Regions from separate parts of the Homo sapiens genome. Here region 2 is linked to region 1. Evidence: read pairs that join two places in POLR2A ChIA-PET (ENCODE). Cell type or tissue: OCI-LY7. All regions are shown on one strand. Each heading gives the region's core, and the rest is flanking DNA. Links, peaks and the distances in the headings are about the cores only. Region 1 overlaps PDCD1LG2 (programmed cell death 1 ligand 2). Region 2 overlaps INCR1 (interferon stimulated noncoding RNA 1).

What was found. Peaks named below come from ENCODE experiments on the same cell type or tissue, not always from the same donor. Only the 100,000 strongest peaks of a DNase experiment are listed, where the experiment ranks them.
Region 2: POLR2A ChIA-PET joins it to region 1 with 8 read pairs; 3 of 35 experiments call an interaction of 5 or more read pairs at or near these places.

Annotation. Positions count from the first base shown.
Region 1 is chr9:5,527,450-5,532,449 of GRCh38, reverse strand. All of the region lies in intron 2 of PDCD1LG2 (programmed cell death 1 ligand 2), which reads right to left. All of the region lies in intron 1 of INCR1 (interferon stimulated noncoding RNA 1), which reads left to right. Among named protein-coding and RNA genes, the nearest start is that of PDCD1LG2, 19 kb to the right of the region's middle. RefSeq lists an enhancer at 832-881. In OCI-LY7, for the core only: no CTCF peak of the experiment used is centred there; a DNase peak (open chromatin) is centred at 2,369; H3K4me3 peaks cover 1,472 bases; H3K27ac peaks cover 1,211 bases.
Region 2 is chr9:5,603,249-5,613,793 of GRCh38, reverse strand. All of the region lies in intron 1 of INCR1 (interferon stimulated noncoding RNA 1), which reads left to right. Among named protein-coding and RNA genes, the nearest start is that of RIC1, 21 kb to the left of the region's middle. RefSeq lists an enhancer at 4,721-4,770. In OCI-LY7, for the core only: CTCF peaks have their summits at 3,102 and 5,085; a DNase peak (open chromatin) is centred at 4,863; H3K4me3 peaks cover 1,239 bases; H3K27ac peaks cover 1,104 bases.

The DNA of each region.
Region 1 (5,000 bases), core at 1-5,000:
TTTCATCAAACTGCAACTTGCCTGTGATCACACAAATTGGCATTCTTAATTGCCACACAGCACACTTGATAGTGATATGCACAAACTTGAGATTTATTTCAAATGACCGACATTTTTGGCTTGCCTCTATCCCTGTTTTAACCATGGCTAGAACATTAATGTGCCTTTCTACAGAGAGGAGTTCACGTGTGCCCAGCATTCTTTTGTGCAGGAGGGGCACAGGGGCAGGGCTATAAGGTGAGTGTACATGTGTAAAACAATGCTAATCATATCTGCACTTGCTGTGCCAGGTTGCAAAGACCCTGGAATAAGGCATGTAAAAAGAGATTTCCTGTATGATTCTTTTATTTTAATCCACTGCACACTTGGAATAGCTCTCACCTCAGAATCTCCATAATGGGACCCTCTTAAGGGCAGATCCCTTTATGATGGAAGCCGTCCTTAAATACTTGAGTTATTAAGTCCCTTATAACTTAATGCAGAGCCACCTGATACCAAATCCAATCTGTCCTTGAAGAATAATATTCAACTATTCATCAAATATGTAGTAATCATATGCCAAGTTCAAGAATTACCTACTACTTTTACTCTTCTATAATACTTCTCTTGTTTAATTACATTTGATAAACAGGAAACAGGGAAGAAAATGGGGCTTACAAGGAAGGTTAGTTGCTGAGTCTGCATAACAACAAGAATTAAATAGATGACTTTGGGTAGAGACTGTTGAATCTATTTAGCAAATTTATTTACTGCACTATGCTTTCTTGTCATAAGAAAGGGAACGCCTATAACTTCCTCTGGAACTCCCCTTAGCTTACAGCAGAACTCCCCTCTTTACTGCCTGGGCCTTTGATAAAAGTCCATTTTCTTCCTATTTTTCCTGTCTGCCTTGTAAGAATGCGTGCCAGGAGTGATAGGCATAAAATATGCTACTTGTCAGACAGGTGACATTTTTCAGCTAATATTTACAAGAGAAAAGAGCAATTAGCAAACATGAATCATATGTCTGAATAGCTCAGAATACCTAGAAGATTAATTGTTACTTGGTCTAATTTTGCCCCAAGTAAAGTTTCTAAGACATGCAAACTTTGAGCTTGATTACTCCATACAAAATAAGAGGTTTAGGCAATGCAATAGATTTTTGAAATCCTGAAACATTCTTGCTTATTGTAAGTTACAGAGGCAATCAAGACACTGATGCAAACAATTCTATGAAGAGGTTTTTTCTCAAGCCCAGCTGCAAATTAGATTCACTAAGCAGAGGGCCTCAATCTTGGCTAACATTGGAATCACCTGGGAGGCTTTTAAAACACACTAATGCCCAGGCACTACTTTGGATCTGTTAAAATTACATTATTTTGGAGATGAGGTCAGCATCATTAAAGATTTTCTTTTCCTGGGAGCTTCTAAAGTGCAGACAGTATTGCGAACCATTAGTTACACAAAGTAACATTTGCACGTGCAAGCGTCTTTTACCACCTTGCCTTCAAAGTGTTGTCCTCAACTTCACCTGGAAGCTAGGTAGAAATGTAGAATTTCAAGCCTTCCCCAGACCTAGGGAATCAGGATCTGCATTTTAAGAAGGTCACGGTGATTTGCATGCACATTAATGTTTGAGAAGTAGAGTTATAACACTGGTCTGCATTTGGACTGTCACTGGGAAGTAGCGTAATAGTTGATATTTCTTAAACACAGTAAGTCAGACACTGGGCTAGCCCATCATTTCATCTGATCCTCCCAGCAACTCTGCGAGGTAGATGTTGCTATCCACATTTTACAGATGGGGAAACTGAGGCTCAAAGAAGTGATGCAACTTGCCCAAGGTCAAAGAATGGTAGCTCATGGAACCGGAATTCAAATTCATCTCTGTGTCTTCAATGCACATTTATTTCTGTGCTACCAATGACTGCAGTTATGACTATATATCCACTGGCATGTGTACACTACATCCATGAGTGAGTTTTTTTTTTTTTTTTGCTGTATGCTAAGGAAAAGATGTTTTGTTTTCTACTTTACATGCCACATGGTTATTAAATTAAGCTTCAACCTAGGATTGAACTCCTGAAGGTATTAGACAAAGGAGAAAACTGGAAGGTTTCCACAACTACAAAATTAAGCTGACAACACAGGCTTTCCATTCATGTGGGGCCCTTAACTAAACTAAAGGGCAAAAGACTTGGCAAAAGCATGAAAAATTCATGTATGCAGGTCCTTTTGCTAGATTAGAACACCTAGCTTGATGCATTTCAAAAATTCTTGGGGGAGCTTTGCATTTTATTGCAATGAAGCATCAATGGTAGTCAGCACCTGTCACTTATTCAGGAAACACACAACGAATTATTTGCATTACCTCCCAAGATAGCTTCCTCTTGAAACTAAGTTTATATTTTATCCCCCACATTTAACAACAGAAGTGTAAGTTTTTTCAGACTTGCCACGTAATGTACTTGAGAAGTAAGGGTGGGGTGGGGGGGTGCTTTACATAGCCACATTCTTCAGAAAACTCTGAAGTTCCTGGTTTAGGACAAAATCCTGCTCTAAGCACCTGACTCATGCTCTGCTCAGTGTAGGAGGACTGCATGGAGACATGTCTTCGCATAGAAATCCTTTCCCCAACCTGATTATTCTCCTTTGTTTATCTCAGCAGTCAGCAGGGTAGTTTTGGATCTAAAGATAGGCGAAGTGGAGTAACCTAGGCTGAGGTCTGTGCCCCAGAATGACCTCAGGCATCACCATGGTCATTGTGGCCCTCTGGTTTTCATCTACCTCTGGAGTACGAAGAGAGAAGAAAAACATCAATGAAAAAAGACTGGGGTGGCTCTTTCCTCTAAGACATGACAAGGTATAAAAAATATTTCTGGGTTATAAGATGTCCTTAGATTTTGAAATAAAAATGTAAGAAAAAAAACAAATATAAGTGTGATATTTGCAAAAGGATATACACATAAGTTAATGGAACAAAAAGTCCAGAAATAGACCCACATAAATATGACTAATTGATTTTGATGAAGATTCAAAGGCTATTGAATGGGGAAAGGATGGGTGTTTTTTAACAAATGGGGCTGGAACAACTGAACATCTACATGTAAAACTAAAATGAGCTTAACCTATACATCACACCTTATATAAAAATTAAAATGGATTATAAACCTTACATATAGAATATACAACTACAAAATGTGTAGAAGAAAATATAGAAGACAATCTTTTACATCTTGGGTTATGTAAAGAGTTTTTGGATATGATACCAAAAGCATGATCCATAAAAGAAAACATTGATAAATCAAACTTCATCAAAATTAAAATCTTTGCTCTGCAAAAGACACAGTTAAGAAAATGAAAAGACAAGCTACAGACTTCAAAAGAATATTTGAAAATCAATATCTGATAAAGAACTTGTATCTAGAATAAAGAACTCTTAAGGTCGTGGCAGTGGCTCACACCTGTAATCCCAGCACTTTGGGAGGCCAAGGTGGGTGGGCCACTTGAGGTCAGAAGCTTGAGACAGCCTGGCCAACATAGTGAAACCCCGACTCTACTGAAAATACAAACATAAGCCAAGCATGGTGGTACATGCCTGTAATTCCAGCCAGTCAAGAGGCTGAGGCTGGAGAATCGCTTAAACTTGGGAGGCAGAGGCTGTAGTGAGCCACGACAGTGAACTCCAGCCTGGGCGACTGATGGAGACTGCGTCTCAAAAAAATAGAGAATTTTTAAAACCTTACAATAAGAAAATAAACAATAATTAAACAATCGTTTAATTCCTTAGTATACAATTACAAAGGATGAAATGATTTGAATGTCACCAATGAAGATATACAATAAGTACATAAAAACTTAACTAAGGCCAGGTGCAGTGGCTTATGCCTGTAATCCCAGCATTTTGGGAGGCTGAGGCGAGAAGATGGCTTGAGTCCAGGAGTTTGAGACTGGCCTGGGAAACACAAGGAGACCCCATGTCTACAAAATTAAAAAAAAAAAATTAGCCAGGCATGGTGGCATGGCCTGTAGTCCCAGTTACTACAGAGTCTGAGGTGGGAGAATCGCTTGAGCCTGAGAGATCGAGGCTGCAGTGAGCTATGATTATACCACTGTATTCCAATCTGGGCAACAGAGTGATACCCTGTCTCAAAAAAAGAAAAAAATATGTGTGTGTGTGTGTATATATATATAAAATATATATATAATATATAAAATATGTATATTATATATAAGATTATAAAATAATATATAAATATATGTATACTTAATATCATTAGTCATTAGGAAAATGCAAGTTAGAACCACTTCTACACACCTATTAGAATGACTTAAGAAAAGAGCAGGGCGTGGTGGCTCATGCCTGTAATCCCAGCATTTTGGGAGGCCAAGGTGGGTGGATCACCTGAGGTCAGGAGTTCAAGACCAGCCTGGTCAATATGGCAAAACCCCGTCTCTATTAAAAATACAAAACAAAAGAAGGGCATGGTGGTGGGTGCCTGTAATCCCAGCTACTTGGGAGGCTGAGGCAGGAGAATAGCCTGAACCCGGGAGGCGGAGGTTGCAGTAAGCCAAGATCACGGCATTGCACTTTAGCCTGGGTGACAGAGCGAAACTCTGTCTCAAAAAAAAAGAAAAAATAGAAAAGAATACCAGTGCTGGGAAGGATGAGGAACAATTAGAACTCTCATATACTTGCTGGTGGGAATGAAAAAATGGTACAGCCACTATGGAAAGGTTTGGCAGTTTCTCACAATAAACCATACACTTACCATGTGACCTAGCAATCCCACTTCTAGGTATTTATCCAAGTGAAATGAAAACCTAGGTTTGCCCAAAAAAACCTATATGCAAATATTTATAATAACTTTATTTGTAATCACCCAAAATGGGAAATACCCAAATGTGCCCCAATTGGGGAATTTATAAACAAAATATAGTATACATACACTAGAATATACTCAACAGCAAACAGGTATAAATTATTGATTCACACAACAATATGAATGAATTTCAAATGC
Region 2 (10,545 bases), core at 2,549-7,548, 79 kb before region 1:
AGTGCTGGGATTACAGGGGTGAGCCACCATGCCCGACCTAAATGCAATAGTTAACAATTTACAATACCATTAACCTTAACAAGGCAAGATTTTGCCCATGCCCATGTTATTCCCTGAAAATTTGGGCACCACTGGATGTCCAGTTAATCAGTAAAGATGATAGAGTCACAAGTTGAGAAATGATCCTATAAGTGTAGTAAAAGTGGTATAAAAGAGCCTCATTGACCGGGCGCAGTGGCTCATGCCTGTAATCTCAGCATTTTGGGAGGTCGAGGTGGGTGGATCACGAGGTCAAGAGTTTGAGACCAGCCTGGCCAATATGGTGAAACCCCGTCTCTACTAAAAATACAAAAAATAGCCAGGCATGGTGGTGCGCGCCTGTAGTCCCAGCTACCTGGGAGGCTGAGGCAGGAGAATTGCTTGAACCTGGGAGACGGAGGTTGCAGTGAGCCGAGATCACCCCACTGCACTCCAGCCTAAGTGACAGAGGGAGACTTTGTCTTAAAAAAAAAAAAAGCCTCATTCAGTTTATGTTTGCATGAAATATGATACATAGTATTACCACATTCAGGCCATATGAGTAAATTATACATCCTCCAAAATTATATATATACATTTGTCTTTCATTTACTTATGACCATTTACTCAATGTTCTGTTTTTAACGTGTTAGCATTTTCTTTCATTATTCCAGTTATTAATGGTTGCATTTTCTGGAATCTCTTCTTATTAAACTTGGGTAAATATAGAATACATTTGAAAAGAACAGACCAAGAGAGAACTTCTGAAAGAAATTCCATTCAATCAAGCAATCAAAGAACCATCCAGTGTGTCAATATTCAATAATCCCCCAAAACCTTTGTCTCCTGTCTCACAATGACACTGTCAGCTTCAAGAACAGGAAACCATCATCAGAGGCTTCTTCCTAGAGACTGCAACCCCATGCTTTCCTTCCAGCATTGCCCCATCCACTCCAACTGGGTCCTCCTTCTTCATAGGTCCACCGTTTCTTTGCTCTTTGTCTTAGTTTTGGTTCCCCCAGAAGCCAGATCCTAAGGCATTAATATGTACACAAGTAGCTTACTTGGGTAGTGATCTCAGGAAATATGGGCAAGGGAAGTGAGACAAAGAGGGAAGGCAATCAATAAAAAGGGCATGTTTTCAAGTGGGTTAGTACTGTGGGTAATGGACTTAATCCCTCTGGAGAATTTTGGGTACCAGTGTAAAATTCATGCCTCTGAGTTACTCTACCAGAGTAGCAAAGGAGCTGAAGTATTCATACCCCAACTCCTATCAATCATTAGTTAAAGGCTGCACTTAAGGCATTACATCTCCTCAAACCTATGCTCACATATGGAGCTCCAGCCACCAGAGAAGGCCATTAAGCAAGATGGTCCAGCTGCTGGCACTTGGTAAGGCTCAGGAGACATGGGCAGGGCACCAACTGTATCTGCCACACTGCTATCTGTGATCCCAATCTAGTACACTAAGACCCATGATTAAAAGCCAGGGATTACAAAATAGGAAAGAAGATCAAAGGCTTTGGAGTCAGACTGATTGGTTTCAAAACCTGATTTCTTAACCTTTCTAAGCTTCAAAATTCCATAGAGGATTGTTACGGAGATTGAATAATGTAATCCATGTAAAAGTATCCAGTATTGTGACTAGCACATAGTACATATTCCCAAAAATGCTAGTTAATAATATTAACACCTGATCCCCTCATGGAGACATAAAACTGAACAGGACCTACTTTGTTCTCTGGCCAGATTGCCCAGCAGGGACCCAGCAATTCCAGTTTTGCTACTGGCATAGCATTTACACTGGTGTCGGTGAGCAGAACTGACTAAAGGACTGGGCCTCAGTTCAAGTAGTCATCAAGATATGGCCAGATGAAGCCCTGCATTGTCATCAGTGCAGAGTGGGTTGCTTCAAGCTGCGTGGGGCTCTATGGAACCCGGAAGAGTAGATGGATCTCCTAAGGAAGGAATAGGTTCTAGAGCAAGCCCACCTGGTGGTCCAACTTAGCCTCTTTACACTATTTTCCTACCCAGCCACTCAGTCTAAGTTTTTTAATGTTTATGAGAAAAAGGGAGAAAAGAACTAGTACTTATCCTTCTCAATATCAAGTTCTAATGCAGCAATATAACTGCCCTTCCAATAAGCAAAGTATTTTTGGAATTCCTTAGTTCAAATGAAATTACATGGTTCACATGCTCAAGGCATTTTTTTCCAAATGTTTTTCATTCCCAGTCAGTAGAGACCAGACTTTTGGAAAAACTCAAACTTTCATTAAAGCTCAGCCATGCAGGATATAAAAGCTGGGTGGGTCCACTTTGATTTTGCTTCGTTGCTAACCATTTCCACTTAACTGACAGCAAGAACAGATTTTTGGAAGAGAATGCAAAGGGCATGGAGAGGCCCGTGACATCACATAAAAACTCTAGCAAAAGAAAACTTAGAGAAGAAAATTTACTGTATTTTCCAAACAGCAGAAAACACTAATTTTTCAATTTTTAATATAGAATCTGAAATAAATATATAGCAAATTTATTTCAGTACAATATGGTATTTTTCTAAATCACTGATCATGAAGACTACAGTTGAAATACCAAATTTTAAAAAACAGCCACTAATATTTATAGACCCCTAATAAAAATATTGCCTTCCCTTGGAAAACCAAACATCATATGTTCTCACTCATAAGTGGGAGATAAGCTATGGGGATGCAAAGGCGTAAGAATGACACAATGGACTTTGGGGACTCAGAGGAAGAGTGGGAAGGGGGTGAGAGATAAAAGACTACAAATTGGGTTCAGCGTATACTGCTCAGGAGATGGATGCACCAAAGTCTCACAAATCACCACTAAAGAACTTACTCATGTAACCAGACACCACCTGTTCCCCAAAAACCTATGGAAATCAAAAATTAAAAAATAAAAATATAGGAAAGTGCTTTGTACATGTCAAAAAATGTTGCCTTTCTTAATAAAAATAAACGGTTCTCCAAAGTTCACTGGAAGGAGAATCTCCACATGGGGAAGAATAGCTAGATCTTACATCCTGCTAATTTTGTCTTCCCTTGGCCTGTGGGGGAGGGCGCTATTCCCCTCTTTACTATTGTCCTAAGACCAGGCAGTGGACTGGTTTGATCCCAAGAACACTCCCTAATAAAATTCCTTCACCCCAATCTCTGTCCAGACTGTGCTTCACTGAGAACCCAATTTGTGGCAGTTACCCATGGCCAAAGTACATAGACCTTAACACTTTAACTCCCCAAGTCTAGACCCAGAAAAGTGAGAACAAGAAAAAGTCAAAGCAGCTTATTGACTGTGTGGAAGTGGCTTTGTTCAATTGATTGGTGGTGGTAATGATCACTCCTTTACAGGAGGAAGTTAGCCTTTCTCTTTTGAGGTTTCTACATGATAACCATATTGGAATATATCCCAATAGGTAGAGTATCCATAAAATTGTGAGTTGTGGGTTTTGGGGGCATTTTGTTATACGCTATCTTAGAAATAGAGTCCAAATCAGTTAATAAAAAAGAAAAGGGAGAGTGACAATATTATTGCATAGAAACGAAAGAAGTACTGATACATCTCACTTTGTAAAAAAAGAAACACATTTCAGAAAAAGTTAGCTATGAATTATATTTTTATATTAAATTTTATTTTAAAGTCAGTAATGAAACACACCATCTAAAGATTTTTATGACAGTTTTTTGCAGCGAAAAGCTTACAAATTTACATTATTACCTTCCAATTTGTTATTTTGTGAAACTAAAAATGATAAAAATTTCTTTTTTTCTTTTTTCTTTATGAAAAGGGTTTCCCACTCAAAATTTATTTTTATCATTTAAAATGATAAATGATTAAAATTTTTTTATCATTTAAAAGTGTTACTCTTTTAAATCACTGAGATGATTTAAAATAAAGTATATTACTGAAAATCTTAAAACCACAGCAAGACACTTAATATAAAATTACATTAAACTCTAATTAGTTTCTTTTGGCCCAATATTTTTAGATAAAGAAATTACTTCAAGTTGCATATGCTATAATGTTCTTGAGATTAGCCAAACTTTTTCGCAGTACTGGAACTTTGTTGTATTATTATTGCTCAAAATAAATTCATTGACAAAGAGTTATTATTATCTCCCTAACAATTTTATTTCTAAGGCTATGTTTTGATAATGGTTTTAACATTCATCCTGGATGAGTGGCTAAGAATCTGGAAATGAAAATTAGGAATGTACTTATCCTCTTCTGCCAAAGAGTGTTTTCTTTTTCCCCCAGATTAGTAGTCACAGAGTAACCATGGATTATGGTTACCAAATTGGTACCAAATTTGGATCTCGTATGGAGAACTCGGCCTTAGCTCGAATGCAGCAATTCACATTTAAATAAAATGAATATTTAGATGCTGTGCTCAAATTTAGATAAGAGTATATTGTAGTGATTCTGGGGGAAATCAGTCTTAAGATCACATCTATTTGCAGTGGAATGAGGAATTTCCTTTGGAGAATAATTAGTAGAACTATTATTGCAAAGCTGCCTAAGCCCTCTTATGTGATATAATCAGAGGCAACTGGCAAAAGAACATGAGTCAAGAATATCCCTCGGACAGCCTGTACCTAGATCAAAAATACTGACGTGCACTCTCTTACGAAGAGTTTCAGATGCATAAGACTTTTTTTTTTTTTAAAAACAGGCTTCTAGGTAACAAGTCACTTCACTTCTCTGGGCCTCTTAAACTTCTCATATGAAAATAGACTAGATGAACCTGGAGAGACATTTTCTGCCTGATGTGGAAAGTGAAAGTGAAGAAATTAGCTGTATTTCCTAACACTCAGGAGGTAGGTGCAGGGTCCATAGCTCCTCCAGCTCCTGTGGATCTTATGCTTCAGCTTCTCTAACTCTTGGGTCAGAGGTGTGTTTAACTCCTCCTCCACCAGAGGTTTGGAGGTGGTGAGAGACCAATGCAGATTCCAGTCCATCCTCATGGATTCCAGTTTGTCCTCGCTTCCTGCTCTCTACCTCCTGACCACTGGTCCTGTGAACTTCAGCTCCAGCACTAGACACAGAAACAACAGCCTCCCCTAGAGAGTATAACCAGCTTCCACAATTGCATACAGTCAAGTCTCTAAATCCGTTTTGTCAATTTATCTTAGTAGTTCTACTTCTATGAACAAACCTTGACTGATTACATTTGGGTTGTTATGTTTTTAACAAAAAGTGCTACTGTGCATATTCATGTTCATATTTTCTGGTGCACTTGTGCAAGCATTCCTCTACAATATATACCTGAGCTTACATATTGCTGGATTGTAGAATGTACAGTACTTAACTTTGTAAGATAATGCCAAATCCTATTCCAGGGTGGTTGTGCCAATTTATGTTCACACCAGCATTGTTTAAGAGTTCCCGTTGATCTGTCTTTGGGAAAAATTAATATAGTAATATTTCTTTTTAAATGTTTTTTAGAGACAGGGTCTCACTATGTTGCTCAGGTTAGAGTCAAACTCCTGGGCTCAAGTGATTCTCCTACTTCAGCCTCCTAAGTAACTGGGACTACAGACATCCACCACTGCACCCAGCAGTAATACTTAACTTTAGTTCATCAGGAGAGTATAATATGTTTACTCATTATAATCTTAATTTACATTTATATGATCACTGTGAAGTAGAGAATCTTTTCATGTATTTTTTCTTCATTCATATTTCCTCTTTTGCAAAATGACTATTCATGCCTCCCTTTTTTGTGGCATTGTTTGTCATTTAATTATTGATAAATAGAAAGAGTTCTTCATGCATTCTGGAAACAAATCCTTTAGTGTTATATGCAGTGGTGTACTGGAGCTGGCTTGTGTAGACTCGTCTGAGAGATTTTGTGTATGTCTTCCTAACTTCATGTTTAGCAACATCATGTTGGTGGCTTGAAATAAACTTTTCCACCTTGAAAAGAATCAAACCCAACAAATCATGGCTTTTTTCATCTCTGCAAAGCTAGGTTTTTAAAACATGTATGGGCGTACCACTAGTTATATATAGCAAATATCTACTACTGGCTTGTCGCTTGTCTACAAATTCTTGTTTGGAGTATTTTGAAAAATAGAAAGTCAAATTTGTTAATCTCTTCAGTTTTAGATAAGTTTTTTGGGGTGTTTTGTGTTCTCAGTTTCAGACAAGCCTGTTTTTGTTTTGTATGTGTTTTCTTTACCCCAGGAAACTAAAGATATTATCCTATAGATGTTTAAAATATCAGCTTTCACATCCAAGTCTTGCATGCATCTAGAATTGACTTACGTATCATGTTGGGTAGGAATCCAGTTTCATTTTTCCCCATATTCTCCCAGCACCACTTATTGACTAATTCTCCCTTTCTTGATTATATACAATACCACCTCTGTTATATATGATGTCCAAATATGTGTGGCTCTGTTTCCCAAGTCTCTACTATACCATTAACCCATTTGTGTATTGCAGCGTTAATACCACTCTCTTAATTAACTTTGTAATCAAAGTCCTCAAACAGGATAAAGCATACCTCCTACCTTGTTCTTCTCCAAAAGAGTCTTTGTTATATTTTTGACCTTTGTTCATCCATAGGAATTTTAGAATCAGCTTCTTAGTTTCTTGGGAAAAAAAGTGTGATTTGGCATCAAATTACACTGAATCTGTAGGTCAAATTGGGAAAAACTGGTAACTTCACAATAGAAAGTCTTCGTTTTGAATGTCGTCTTTTATTTATTTCTATAGTAGATCTTCTCTGATGTTTATCAAATAGAGTTTTAGAATTTATTCCATATAGGTCTCCTATAACTTCATTAGATGTAATTTATACTTTTTTGTTGTTATGGTGTATTAGTCTTTTATGCTGCTAATAAAGACATACCAGAGACTGGGTAATTGATAAAGAACAAGAGGTTTCATAGACTCACAGTTCCACGTGGCTCGGGAGGCCTCACAATCATGGCAGAAGGCAAAGGAGGAGCAAAGTCATGTCTTACATGGCAGCAGGTAAGGAAAGCTTGTGTAGAGGAATTCCCCCTTATAAAACCATCAGATCTCGTGATATTTACTCTCATAAGAACAGCACAGAAAAGACCCAACCCCGTGATTCAATTACCTCCCACCGAGTCCCTCCCAAGACATGTGGAAATGATGGGAGTTACAGTTCAAGATGAGATTTGGGTGGGGACATAGCCAAACCATATCATATGGTAAACTGCTTTTATACTTTTTAAATTTTCTGTTTGTTGCCAATGCTTAGAAATATATTTGGTTGTGCGTATTGGTCTTCTATTCAGCCATGTTGGTTAGCTCTGTTATTGTTAAATTATTATTTATTTTTGAGACAGAGTTTTGCTCTTGTTGCTCAGGCTGGAAGTGCAATGGCATGATCTTGGCTCACCGCAACCCCTGCCTCCCGGGTTCAAGCGATTCTTCTGTCTCAGCCTCCTGAGTAGCTAGAATTACAGGCGAGTGCTGCCACGCCTGGCTAATTTTGTATTTTTAGTAGAGATGGGGTTTCTCCATGTTGATCAGGTTGGTCTGGAACTCCTGACTTCAGGTGATCTGCCCTCCTCGACCTCCCAAAGTGCTGGGATTACAGGCGTGAGCCACACACCTGGCCAGCTCTGTTATTATTACCAAGAATTTGCCTGTAGATTTTGTGGGACTTTCTGTTTAGAGAATTATATCCTTATGAATGAAGTATATTCCAATACTCCTACCTTTTATTGCTGTTCCCAATCTTTGTACTTGTTGCTGCTTTTTCTTGTCTTAATGCACTTAGAAAATCCACTATAATGTTGAGTAGAAGTAAATAGGACTTCTAAGTCTTGTTCCTGATTTTAATAAGTCTGCTCATTATCTGCTGCATCTTTTGAGATTATCATATTTTTCCCCTGTAGTCTGTTAATGCGGTAAATTTTACATATATATATATATTTTTGTTTGTTTGTTTGTTTGTTTGGTTTTTGAGATGGTGTTTCACTCTTGCTGCCTAGGCTGGAGTGCAATGGTGCGATCTCAGCTCGCTGCAAACTCTGCCTCCTGGATTCAAGCGATTCTCGTGCCTCAGCCTCCCGAGTAGCTGGGATTACAGGTGTGTGCCACCACACCTGGCTAATTTTTGTATTTTTAGCAGAGAAAGGGTTTCACCATGTTGGTCAGGCTGGTCTCAAACTCCTGACCTCAGGTGATTTACCTGCCTTGGCCTCCCAAAGTGCTGGGATTTCAGGCATGAGCCACTGTGCCTGGCCAATGAATTATATTTTTATATTTTCTTTTCTTTATTATTATTATTATTATTATTTTGAGACAGGGTCTTGCTCTGTTGCCCAGGCTGGAGGGCAGTGGTGCCATCTTGGCTCACTGTAACCTTCACTTCCAGGCTCAAGTGATTCTCTCACCTCAGCCTCCCAAGTAGCTGGGACTACAGGCATGTGCTACCAAGCCTGGCTAATTTTTGTATTTTTTTTGGTAGAGACGGGGTTTTACCATGTTGCCCCGGTTGGTCTCTAACTCTTGGGCTCAAGTAATTCACCCACCTTGGCCTCTCAAGGCACTGGGGCTACAGGTGTGAGCCACCATGCCTAGCCATATTTTTTATTTCCTAATGTTTAACTGCGCTTGCATTTCTGGTTAAACTCAACTTGTTTATGATGTATTATCTATTTGAAATAAACTCCTAAGCTTGTTTCATTAGTATTTAATTTGAATTTGTAGCTATGTTTATGAGTGAGATTGGTTCAAAAGGTTTCTTTATTGTCCTGTCCTTCTTTGGTTTTGCTATCAAGGTTACGTTAATATCATTGAGTGAATTGTGTCATAGTCCCTCTTTTTCTGTTTTATAGGACATTTTTAAAGATTGGAATGATCTCGTTCTTGAAACCTAGGTGTAAGTAATTTGTAAACATATCTGAACTAAATATTTTCTTTGTGGGAAGATTTAAAAATATTGATTGCATTTCTTTGGTAGATACAAAACAATTCAGGTTCTCTGTTTTTGAGTAAGTTTTGGTAAATTATAGTTTTCTAGGAATTTGCCCATTTCACCTAAGTTTTTGAATATGTGGCCTAAATTGATTCAGAGTAGCTCATCTAAAAAAATCTTTGCCTTGTCTGTGATTAGGTCCCTTTTTATTCTAATATTGCTTATTTGTGCCTTCTTTTTTTTTCCTCGCTCAATCTCAGCAGAGATTGTTCTGTTTATAAAATAAAACTTTTAATTTTGTGGATTCTTTTTTTGTAGCTTTGTTTACTTTTTTCTGAACCTCTGTTTTTATCTCTGTTATCTATTTCCTCCTACTTTGATTGTTTTTCTATTTTTCCTCCTAATTTCTTGAGTTGAACACAAAGCTCATTAATTTTTAACCTTTCTTCTTGTCTGAAACAAGCTTTCAAATTAATAAATTGTCCTTAGAGAATGACTTTGACTGTTTTACAGAACATGGTAGGTGATATTTTCATTATCATTCGGCTTTTAGGATTTTTACATTTCTTCCATAATTTTTTCTTTGACACATGAATTACCTACAAGTGTGTTTCCACATTTTTCAATATATAAGAACTTTTATAGATTTATCTTTTGTTATTGCCTCTAACTTAATTACTTTGCGCACAGAGAATGAGGACTGTGTTATAATTTTGTGAGACTTGCCATATGGTCTAATAAATGGACAATTTTTGTAATTGCACTATGATATTTAAGAAAAATAAGTGCATTTGCCAACTGTTGGATGCAGAATTTTTATCTATTTGATTGTTATTAATTGTGTTGTTCAGATCTTCCATATTTTTAATATCTTTGCTTTGGGTGGTCTGTTGGTAATTGAGAGAGATATATTGAAAGCTCTCATTGGCAATTTCTCTTTGTAGTTCAGTAAATATTTGCTTTATATATTTGAAACAATTTTTCTAGGTGTAAAACTTTGAAGTTATTATATCACTGACAATTGGAACGTTTATAAAAATCAAGTAGTGGTCCCTCTCTAACTCTAACGATACCTATTTTCATCAGTCTATTTTGTGTGATTTTTAATATACACTTCTGTTTTTTTGGTTACTGTTTTCCTGCTACATCTTTCAACCATTTTGTGTCTTAAGTTTTAGGTTTTTCTTTTGAAAGAGCATGTAGTTAGAGGTTTTTTGTTTGTTTGTTCCCCAATCTGTCTTTTACTATAAAGTTTAGATTTATATTTATTATAATTATTAATATATCTAGACATTTTCTACCACCACACTTTTAATTTTTATTTGTCCAACTTTTATTTGGCTTTCCCCCTTTTCCTTTATTGCTCTCTACTCAGTTGATTGGGGTTGGGCTTTTGTTTGTAAGTTTGTTTTCTTTTTCCATTTTTCTCTCTTCTATTTTAGAAGTTATTGGACTTTTTGTTATCTGAAAATTGACTATAGTGACTTAGAAAAATTGCACCGAATATTCTGTATCTGAATAAAAAATCCACTGCAATGAATTCACATTCATCTGCTAGCAAAAGACATTGAAATTGCATGTAAGTCCAAATGAAAAGATGTAGAGTC